Regions from separate parts of the Homo sapiens genome. Here regions 2 and 3 are each linked to region 1. The links are chromatin contacts, found by Hi-C or POLR2A ChIA-PET in ENCODE. All regions are on one chromosome and are shown on one strand. Each heading gives the region's core, a stretch centred on a gene start or an enhancer-like site at or near the end of the contact. The rest is flanking DNA. Distances are from core to core; before and after follow the strand shown. Region 1 holds the start of FDPS (farnesyl diphosphate synthase). Region 2 holds the start of ARHGEF2 (Rho/Rac guanine nucleotide exchange factor 2). Region 3 overlaps ARHGEF2 (Rho/Rac guanine nucleotide exchange factor 2).

What was found. A loop is a pair of places that touch in the nucleus more often than their neighbours do. ChIA-PET counts read pairs that join two places held with the same protein, here RNA polymerase II (POLR2A). Pooled maps may share reads with other maps.
Region 2: a loop to region 1 is called in a pooled map, with 5 times the contacts of the local background. The contact joins the promoter of ARHGEF2 here to the promoter of FDPS in region 1. A Hi-C loop is called at or near these places in 6 of 50 pooled maps. POLR2A ChIA-PET finds 5 or more read pairs at or near these places in 3 of 52 experiments (MCF 10A, T-cell and activated T-cell).
Region 3: a loop to region 1 is called in a pooled map, with 3 times the contacts of the local background. The contact joins the enhancer-like site here to the promoter of FDPS in region 1. A Hi-C loop is called at or near these places in 2 of 50 pooled maps.

What each region holds. Positions count from the first base shown.
Region 1 is chr1:155,307,323-155,310,249 of GRCh38, forward strand. FDPS (farnesyl diphosphate synthase) reads left to right here and starts at 1,544. Exons shown (of 11, transcript NM_002004.4): 1 at 1,544-1,643; 2 at 2,467-2,643; 3 at 2,721-2,883. The coding sequence starts at 2,468. It also overlaps a transcript of PKLR not described here. RefSeq lists enhancers at 302-371, 1,274-1,403, 1,734-1,903.
Region 2 is chr1:155,977,140-155,980,066 of GRCh38, forward strand. It overlaps ARHGEF2 (Rho/Rac guanine nucleotide exchange factor 2), which reads right to left and starts at 1,408. Exons shown (of 22, transcript NM_001162383.2): 1 at 1,226-1,408. The coding sequence starts at 1,288. It overlaps ARHGEF2-AS2 (ARHGEF2 antisense RNA 2), which reads left to right and starts at 1,500. Exons shown (of 3, transcript NR_183460.1): 1 at 1,500-1,555; 2 at 2,181-2,316. RefSeq lists silencers at 1,403-1,562, 1,623-1,672 and enhancers at 2,013-2,082, 2,544-2,927, 2,553-2,602.
Region 3 is chr1:155,958,924-155,961,850 of GRCh38, forward strand. It overlaps ARHGEF2 (Rho/Rac guanine nucleotide exchange factor 2), which reads right to left. Exons shown (of 22, transcript NM_001162383.2): 11 at 2,738-2,927. Among named protein-coding and RNA genes, the nearest start is that of MIR6738, 9.1 kb to the left of the region's middle. RefSeq lists a silencer at 1-124 and an enhancer at 2,599-2,927. Within about 2 kb of position 1,533, at least 6 of the 41 ENCODE cell types and tissues checked have a DNase peak (open chromatin) inside an H3K27ac peak, as active enhancers do.

The DNA of each region.
Region 1 (2,927 bases), core at 294-2,793:
TATTTCACTTAGCATAATTGTCAGAGGTGCGTGAACCAGAGCAACTCCATCTTGAATAGGGACTGGGTAGAATAAGGCTGAGACCTACTGGACTGCATTTCCAGTTGGTTTAGGCATTCTAAGTCACAGGATGAGATAGGAGATTGGCTCAAGATACAGGTCATAAAGACCTTGCTGATAAAACAGATTGCAGTAAAGAAACTGGCCAAAACCTACCAAAACCAAGATGGCAACAAGAGTGACCTCTGGTGGTCTTCAACGCTATACTCCTACCACATGCTGTGTCGACATCAGGGAGTTAACTGTATATGGTCTACAAAGCAGAGGCATGAATAATCCAACCCTTGTTTAGCTTATAATCAATAAATAACTGCCTGGGCCAAGTGGCTCGTACTTGTAATCCCAGCACTTTCAGAGGTCGAGGTGGCTGGATCACTTGAGGTCAGGAGTTCGAGACCAGGCTGGCCAATCTGGAGAAACCCCCTCTCTACTAAAAACACAAAAATTAGCTGGGCATGCTGGCAGGCACCTGTAATCCAGGAGAATCACTTGAACCCGGGAAGCGAGGTTGCAGCCTCCCACGTAGCTGGAATTAAGGCGCGGACCAGCACACCTGGGTAATTTTTGTATTTTTAGTAGAGAAGGGGTTTTGCCATGTTGACCAGGCTGGTCTCAGATTCCTGACCGCAGGTGATCCGCCCAAAGTGCTGGAATTACAAGTGTGAGACTCATCTTTTTTTTTTTTTTTTTTTGAGACGGAGTCTTGCTCTGTCTCCCCAGCTAGAGTGCAGTGGTTCGCTGGATCTCAGCTCACTGCAACCTCTGCCTTACGAGTTCAAGCGATTCTCCCGCCTCAGCCCTCCTGAGTGGCTGGGATTACAGGCGCGCGCCACCACGCCCGACTAATTTTTTTTTTTTGTATTTTTAGTAGAGACGGGGTTTCACCACATTGGTCAGGCTGGTCTCGAACTCCTGACCTCATGATCCACCCGCCTCGGCCTCCCAAAGTGCTGGGATTACAGGCGTGAGCCACCGTGCCCGGCCCAAGACTCATCTTTCTTAAGCCCTTAAAGCACTTTGCACACATTACCTCATGGTATTACCACCCTCATTCAACAGATGAGGAAAGCTAGTTTCAAGCAAGTTCACTGAGGATCAGAGACGTTAAATGATTTGCCTAAAGTTAGAGAACTAATAAGTGAGAAAGCTAGTCCTGCTGCGTTTTACTAACGTGCCAATCAGCTGCCCAGGAAGATAATGAAAACTTGAGTAAGACAGGCAGCCAAAGCCACAGCGGGGACGTTCCCAGCCTGGCTCGCTTCCGGCACTGACGCCTCCAGCCGCGACCTCTAGACTTCAGCCCTTCCATTGGTCGTCCGTCACAGTGCCACAGTGCGCCATGCTCACACGACGGCCAGCAGCCAATCAGCGCGGCTCATCTTCGCCCAGCCAGGACACGCAGGATCGCGTTATCTGTCCCTCCCGCGGGCACATTGGGAGTTGTAGTCTAATTATATATTTCCGCCCTTAGTGTGGGGAGAGCGGGAACTACTCGACCCACAGAGCCGATCGCGGAGCGGATTCTGCTTTTAGGAGTACCCGCCAACAAGCGGGACCGAGCAGGAATCCGTATCTGGGAACAGGTGAGAGAGGATGTGTGCTGGGCCTTGGAGGAAGGGGGCCGAGACCGGGCCTTACTTCTGTAACGATACTGTGAGGCATCGGAAGGCCAGCCTGTTGTGTCCGTTTTGAAGGTCGGTGGGCTAGACTGGCTGGCCTTCTAGGGGTGTGGAGACTTCCCAACTCTGCCCTTGTGCTTTCCTGGAATCCCCAATATGCCCGGACCCCGGTTTACTCCTTTGCTGCGAGCCCTTCTCTCCCGTCCAGAGTTGCTCCGAGCCTATCTGCTCAGTCCTAGCGATTCCTGTGGGGCTTGGGACGCGCGGTTCAAGCACCCCGGACCATATGGATGCAGCACCCATGGGTTCTCGCTCCAATGCTTCTTTCCTCCTTGGGGCGTAACTCAGACCCTGGGCACCCCTCTCCACTGCCCAGGGGAGACCTGGGTTCTAGATTTGGCTCTGCCTCTACTATCTTCCTACCTCCTAGAGCCTCAGTTTGGCTTGTGTAAAATAGGATGACTTAAGGGTCCTTTCAGCCCCTAATCCTGGGGTACTTTACTCTGTACCGCCTCCTTACCCAGCCTTGTGCACGCCATCTTGAAGGCACTGAGTTCTAGCCTGTTTATTGTAAGTGGTGATTAGTTGGGTCTCAGTCACCCAGCCATACTTTTTTGTTCCCTGCGTATCCTTCCTGTAATTGTCCCCAAGCACATTCCACAAGAGGGAGGGGCACTCTGGGCTAAGGCTGGGGTGGGAGTTATCTGGGGAGCTGCCACCATGCCTCTGCCTTTGGTGCTTGCCCCTGCAGGGAGTGCTTAGTGCCCCCTCCCTATGCCACTCCCAGGATGCCCCTGTCCCGCTGGTTGAGATCTGTGGGGGTCTTCCTGCTGCCAGCCCCCTACTGGGCACCCCGGGAGAGGTGGCTGGGTTCCCTACGGCGGCCCTCCCTGGTGCACGGGTACCCAGTCCTGGCCTGGCACAGTGCCCGCTGCTGGTGCCAAGCGTGGACAGAGGAACCTCGGTGAGTGTGGTTGGGGTGAGGGGCCTTGGGGAGGGGAGCAGCTGATCAGGTTTCTGACTTGTTTTTCTTCTACTTAGAGCCCTTTGCTCCTCCCTCAGAATGAACGGAGACCAGAATTCAGATGTTTATGCCCAAGAAAAGCAGGATTTCGTTCAGCACTTCTCCCAGATCGTTAGGGTGCTGACTGAGGATGAGATGGGGCACCCAGAGATAGGAGATGCTATTGCCCGGCTCAAGGAGGTGAGGGATTCATGACTTGGGGGAGTAAGGCTTTGGTTCAGTTG
Region 2 (2,927 bases), core at 158-2,657, 670 kb after region 1:
CCAGGGTAGTAGGGCACTCAGGTTGGAGAGAAGCCAGAGATTAAACCAACTCTGGGCTGGGACCTGTCCTTTCTGATAATGGGTACAGTGCGGGGGCCCCAAAGGAGCTGGGAGGTGCTGTCTGCAGGCACCACCTTCCTTTCAGCTCTGACTTATTCACCTGCAAGTCAGCTTCATCATTTCCTGGGGTCTGGGTGTGGAAAGGTCAGGGCACTTGGGAATGGGGCTGGGTACAAAGGCAGGGATAAAGGGTACTTGGAGAGGAGTGGCCAAGAGGTCATGATGGGGGAGGCGTGTGGATAATTATACACCCAGACTCATGAAATGCTAGGTGAAGGGACCCCAAGACGAGCAGATAAGAGAATGAGAGCGCTGGGGGAGGAGGAGGAAGGGCAGGGAACACAATGCATAGTGCCAGGTGTGTCAGCCTAAGGGTTTCAGGTTGGGAGAAGGAAGAGCTAGGAGGCTGGCGGGGCAGATAGGGATGGAGGCCCTATGTTCCAGGCAGAAGGGCTCAGGATGGAGGAAAGGAGCCCAGCTACACAAAGACCTCTGCTCCCTTCACCTAGAGGTGATGGTTTGGGGGAAGTAAGCCGTCCCTCGGCCGTCCCGACCCCAGCCACCCGCCCACCCAGAGGGGAGAACTGAATCACAGCTGGAAAGTCCATTTGCGAGGAGAGGAGGAGCTGACTTTTGTCTTGGAGGGGTGGTGGTGGTGGTGGGAGGAAGCCGGGAAACCACCCCCTCCCGTCCCCTCCGCCGGATGGCGGGGACAAAGGGGGAACGACCAAGCCAGCGATTGGGGAGTGATGGGGGGTCGCCACGCCAAGCCCAAGCCGGTGGGGCCCGGGGTGAGAGGAGGTGCCGGAGCTTCCACCGCCCCCACCCGCGAGACACACACCTCCCTCTTCCCGCTCCGTCCCTTACCGGAGCAACTTTCTTTCAAGCGGCCTAAAGCACTCGGTCCCGCCGGCTTGGAGGCGACCAAGCCCAGGTCCGCTCCGCTCCCTCCCGGGATCCCAGCACCGTCGCGTCTGCCGCTCCCCCCACCCCTACCCACTCGCTCGCAGTCCCCACCCACCCCGTCCCGCCGCTCGCCGATCCACCGCTCCGCCCGATTTTGGCGCCCAGAAAGCAGGCGGGGAGACAGGAGATGCACCGCGGGTGCCGGGGTTCGGGGAGCACCCGAGGACCGCGGCGAAAGGAGAGGGGTTTCCGAGCCCACCTTGCTCGCCAGCTCTCTGCTCCGGTCGATCCGCGCCCGCGTGAGGGATTCGATCCGAGACATAATCGGACGGGGGGACCAGGGAGGACGCGGCGCGGACCCCGGCGTCCTGTATTGTTGGGGGAAGGCGGGGGGAGGGGTTCGGCCCGCACGCGTTGGTCTCGGGGACAGGAAGTCTGACTCCCCTCGCCCGGCACCCAGCACCAGTTCCTCAAACCCGAGTCTCCTCCCCCGCCCAAGCTCAGGAAGGGGGTAGGCGGAGCGGAGGGAGGGCGGGGTGCCCGCGCGCAGGACGGGACGCCAGGGTTTGTGTGGGGGCAGCTCGGAGAGGTACGAGGGTCCTAGGACAGGTTTGAGAGGCCCCTCTGCCTATTTCCCCTCCAGCGCCTGGGGGCGCCCTCTAGCCCCAGAGACCCGCCTCTTAGCTCTTCTTTTCCTAAAACCCAGCCCCGCAGCCCTCGCCGGACCCAGGTTGGCCCTTTCCCCTCTGCCCTCCCCTTCTTCCCTTCTCCCCTCGCCCTCCCTTTTTCCCTCCCCTACTGCGTTACCTCAGTCTTTAAAGACCCGCAGGCAGGAGAATTCCATCCGCCCCCAGCTCTTAGAAAACCCAGGACCAGTTCCTTCCTGGCCTTCGGGGTCCCATCAAAGCAGGCCTGAGCAGACTGACCCCTTTTACGATTGGGGGCAGGGGTGGCCAGAGGGAGAGGAAATCAAAGGAGAACTAAACGCTGGATCTTCAGTACACGGGAAGGGTAGGATTCACTCCCAGAGGTCGAAGAACAGAGAGGAGAGAATTCTCCCACATGCCCCACCCTTCTGGGGCCTTCCTGACCCCACTCTGCCCTCCTCCTAGCTCCGCCTCTGCCAGCTACTTTGGGGGACTAGGTTGGGATTCTCCACTTTTACCGAAGGCCTTCCATGTGTCTAACTGCAGTTCTCTCTGTTGCAAGTTAAGCCGGAACTGAAAGACCAGAAACCAGCCTGCCCTAGTCAAAGAAAGTTAGGGCCCAACCAGCCTCTCCCCAAGAAGCAGGGTAAGGTGGGGCATTCATCTCTCTGGACCCTTTTCCCCAGCCTGAGCCAGCCTTTGGGTGAGTTTCCTGCTATTGGGAAAATTCCTCCTCCAGTCTAACTATGATCACTTACAGTGAAGTTCATTTCTGCCTCTCAGGGTCTCCCATTTCTCTGGAGAAACCAGAAGCACAGAGAGGCCTGGGACAGAGCCTTCGGTTAGCAGGGTCCTGCCTGATTCTGGCCCCAAAGGGCGTGGGAGAAGAAGGGAGGGAGGGGAGACCCAACCCAGATCCAGCAGTTCTCTGCCCTGGCTCAGCAGTGGGGCCAGGCTGCAGGTTTCAAGCCCAACTCAGCACTCTTGTAGGTGCCAATTTTAGCCTCTGCCACTATTTTTGGGCTCCACTACCTCACCACTGGCTGAGCTGGTTGGGCTCCTCACCCCCAGCACTACCCCCACACTGCCCCTCCGGCTTCCCCTCCTTCCTAGCAACTCCTTCACCTCCTTCTTCACCCATTCCCCTGTTTAGAATCCTTAAATAGCAAAGACCAGGAAAAAGGAAGAGGAAATAAACCGTGCCCAGTTCAGGCTGGATGGACATTAGAAAGCAGGAAGGACTTCCCCAGGGCCACAGCTTGTTCTTCCTGGCTTGCACCTGCCAAGTATACCTACGGGGAGGGTGTAGGAACT
Region 3 (2,927 bases), core at 283-2,782, 650 kb after region 1:
CGGGCAGGGTGCAGAAAGATTCATGTGCTATCAGACAAAACAGCGTTGTGGGCTAGCAGGAACCACAGGGATCACTCAGTGTCTACAGAAAACCCTTTCTACCTGACTGATTCAGGTTTCTTAACCTAGGGCCTACAGACCCCCTGGGATGTCAGGCTTCAGTGGCTCTGTAAACCTTCTGAAGGTGTGTAAATAGTTTTACATATTAACATAACTCGTGTATTTTTTTGGGTGACAGGGTCCAAGATTTTTGTGAGATTCATAAGGTTCCCCAGAGCAAGAGGGACCATACTTTTATTTTTTATTTATTTTTAATTTAATTTGATTCTATTATTATTTTTTTGAGACGGAGTCTCACTCTGTCGCCTAGGCTGGAGTGCAGTGGTGCCATCTTGGCTCACTGCAACTTCTGTCTCCCAGGAAAAAGCGATTCTCCTGCCTCAGCCTCCTGAGCAGCTGGGATTAAGGAGCACGCCACAACACCTGGCTAATTTTTTGCATTTTTGTAGAGACGGGGTTTCACCACGTTGGCCAGGCTGGTCTCTAACTCCTGACCTCAAGTAATCTGCCTGCCTTGGCCTGCCGAAGTGCTGGGATTACAGGCATCAGCCACTGCGCCTGGCCTATTTTTTATTTTTTGGGACCAAGTATCGCTCTGTCGCCCTGGCTGGAGGGCAGTGGTGTGATCTCTGCTCACTGTGACCTCTGCCTCCTGAGTTCAAGCGATTCTCATGCCTCAGCCTCCCAAGTAGCTGTGGCTACAGGTGAATGCTGCCATGCCTGGCTAATTTTTGTATTTTTAGTAGAGATGGGGTTTCACCATCTTGGCCAGGCTGGTCTCGAATTCCGGACCTCAGGCGATCTGCCTGCCTGATTCAGCCTCCCAAAGTGCTGAGATTATAGGGATGAGCCACCGTGCCCAGCCTGGACCACATTTTTTAGCCTTTAAATTCCATTTCTAATATCTAACTAAGGAAGACCTTTACGGCTATCTGACCTAAATTCTCCCTGTCCTGGCATATTCCCACTTCTAATTTTGAGCTTGGTAGGGAGGGAGAAAGTTTCCTTCCTCTCGCAGAGGACTGAAAGACCATCCCTCACCCACCCATCTCCTTCAACCCCAGCAGGCCCCTGCTTCAATTTCTTTCTCTGCTTCACACTCCAAGCTCTCAGATCCTATGGGGTCAGCACTCCAAGACTGAGGGAGGAAACAAAGATCAATTCCATAAAACTTGGATGTCACAATCAAGAAAACAGAGGGCGAGGCATAGTGGCTCACATTTACAATCCCAGCACTTTGGGAGGCTGAGGCAGGAGAATCACTTGAGGCCAGGAGTCTGAGCAAGACTAGCCTAGGCAACATAGCAAGATCTTATCTCTACAAAAAATTTAAAAATGTGCTGGGTGTGGTGGTGCAGGTCTGTAGTCCCAGTTACTCAGGAGTCTAAGGCAGAAGGATCACTTGAGCCCAGGAGTTTGAGTTACAGTGAGCTATGACTGCACCACTGCACCCCAGCCTGAGCAGCAAAGCGAGACCCTGTTTCTAAAAAAAAAAAAAAAGAGAGAGAAAACATACACTCCTCCTTTGCCCTTGGGGATTTTACTAAACTGTGGGCACACAGAAGGGGAGGGCTTTTGCTAAATGCTTCAGAAATAACACTCTCCAGCCTTGCTATTTTTAATCCCCCATGGTTTATATTCTTAGCTGCTGCGTGGGAGAGATGGGAAGGAGAGAAAGGGATAAAGGAAAGAGGCTGGTGAAGACTGACAATATCCAAACCCAGGGAGCAGGGATTTCATGACACAGGTACAGAGGCTCAGGCAGGCTTTGGCCTCAGGTATCACAGTTTCCTATTGTCCCTCACATCTCATCCCCAAAGCCAAGGCCTGCTATTCTCTTGCTTTGATTTAGGTGAGAAAGACTTTGCCAGTGCAGACAAATTCTGGAAAGAGAGCCTGGGAAAGTGTGCCCTGGCCCCTGATCTGCTCCCTCTGCCCTGCTGTCTCTTCTCCTCCCTGCCTGTCCTTCACCGGCTCAGTCCCCTCCTCTGGGCCTCCTCTGGCTGCGCTCCCCAAAGCTCTTGCTTACTCCCATCCCTGGTAGCTGGGATTCCAGCTGGGGGAATCAACTGATCCTGTCCTCCAGTCTGAGAGCTTCTTTGTCTTCCTCAGTAAAACTAGTAGCTCTCTAGGCATGCAAGGACCAAAGAAATTATAAAATACTGATAGGGAAGGCCCTGTATGGTCCATAAAGTTAACTGCAGAATTCAGGCTTTTCTGCCACAGAGATCCTATTTTTCTCTCCCACTGAGTCTCACTGTTGTATGGGCTGCATAAAGGGAGGTTGATTCTTTTTTTTTTTTTTTTTTGAGATGGAGTCTTGCTGTGTCACCCAGGCTAGAGTGCAGTGGTGCAATCTGGGCTCACTGCAAGCTCCGCCTCCTGGGTTCACGCCATTCTCCTGCCTCAGCCTCCTGAGTAGCTGGGACTATAGGCGCCCACCACCACGCCCGGCGAATTTTTTGTATTTTCAGTAGAGACAGGGTTTCACTGTGTTAGCCAGGATGGTCTCAATCTCCTGACCTCGTGATCCGCCCGCCTCGGCCTCCCTAAGTGCTGGGATTACAGGCGTTGAGCCACTGCACCCGGCCAAGAGAGGTTGATTCTAAGACCTGCAGGCATCTCCCACTCTCCATCTGACTTTGAATTCCTGCCTAGTCTGCCGAGCAGGTCTGACCTTTGAAGCGCCCCGTCGCTGTCTTCCAGAGCAGGCAGCCATCGTGGATGAGTTTGCGCCTCAGAAGTTCCTCTCGGCCAAAGGGGCCCTTGCCAGGCACTGGGGTTTGGGCCCGAGGGTCCATGCGGTTGTAGATCTCCTGCAGACGGGCCCCTTTCTCCAGCTGATAAATACCCTCGTCCACATTGGA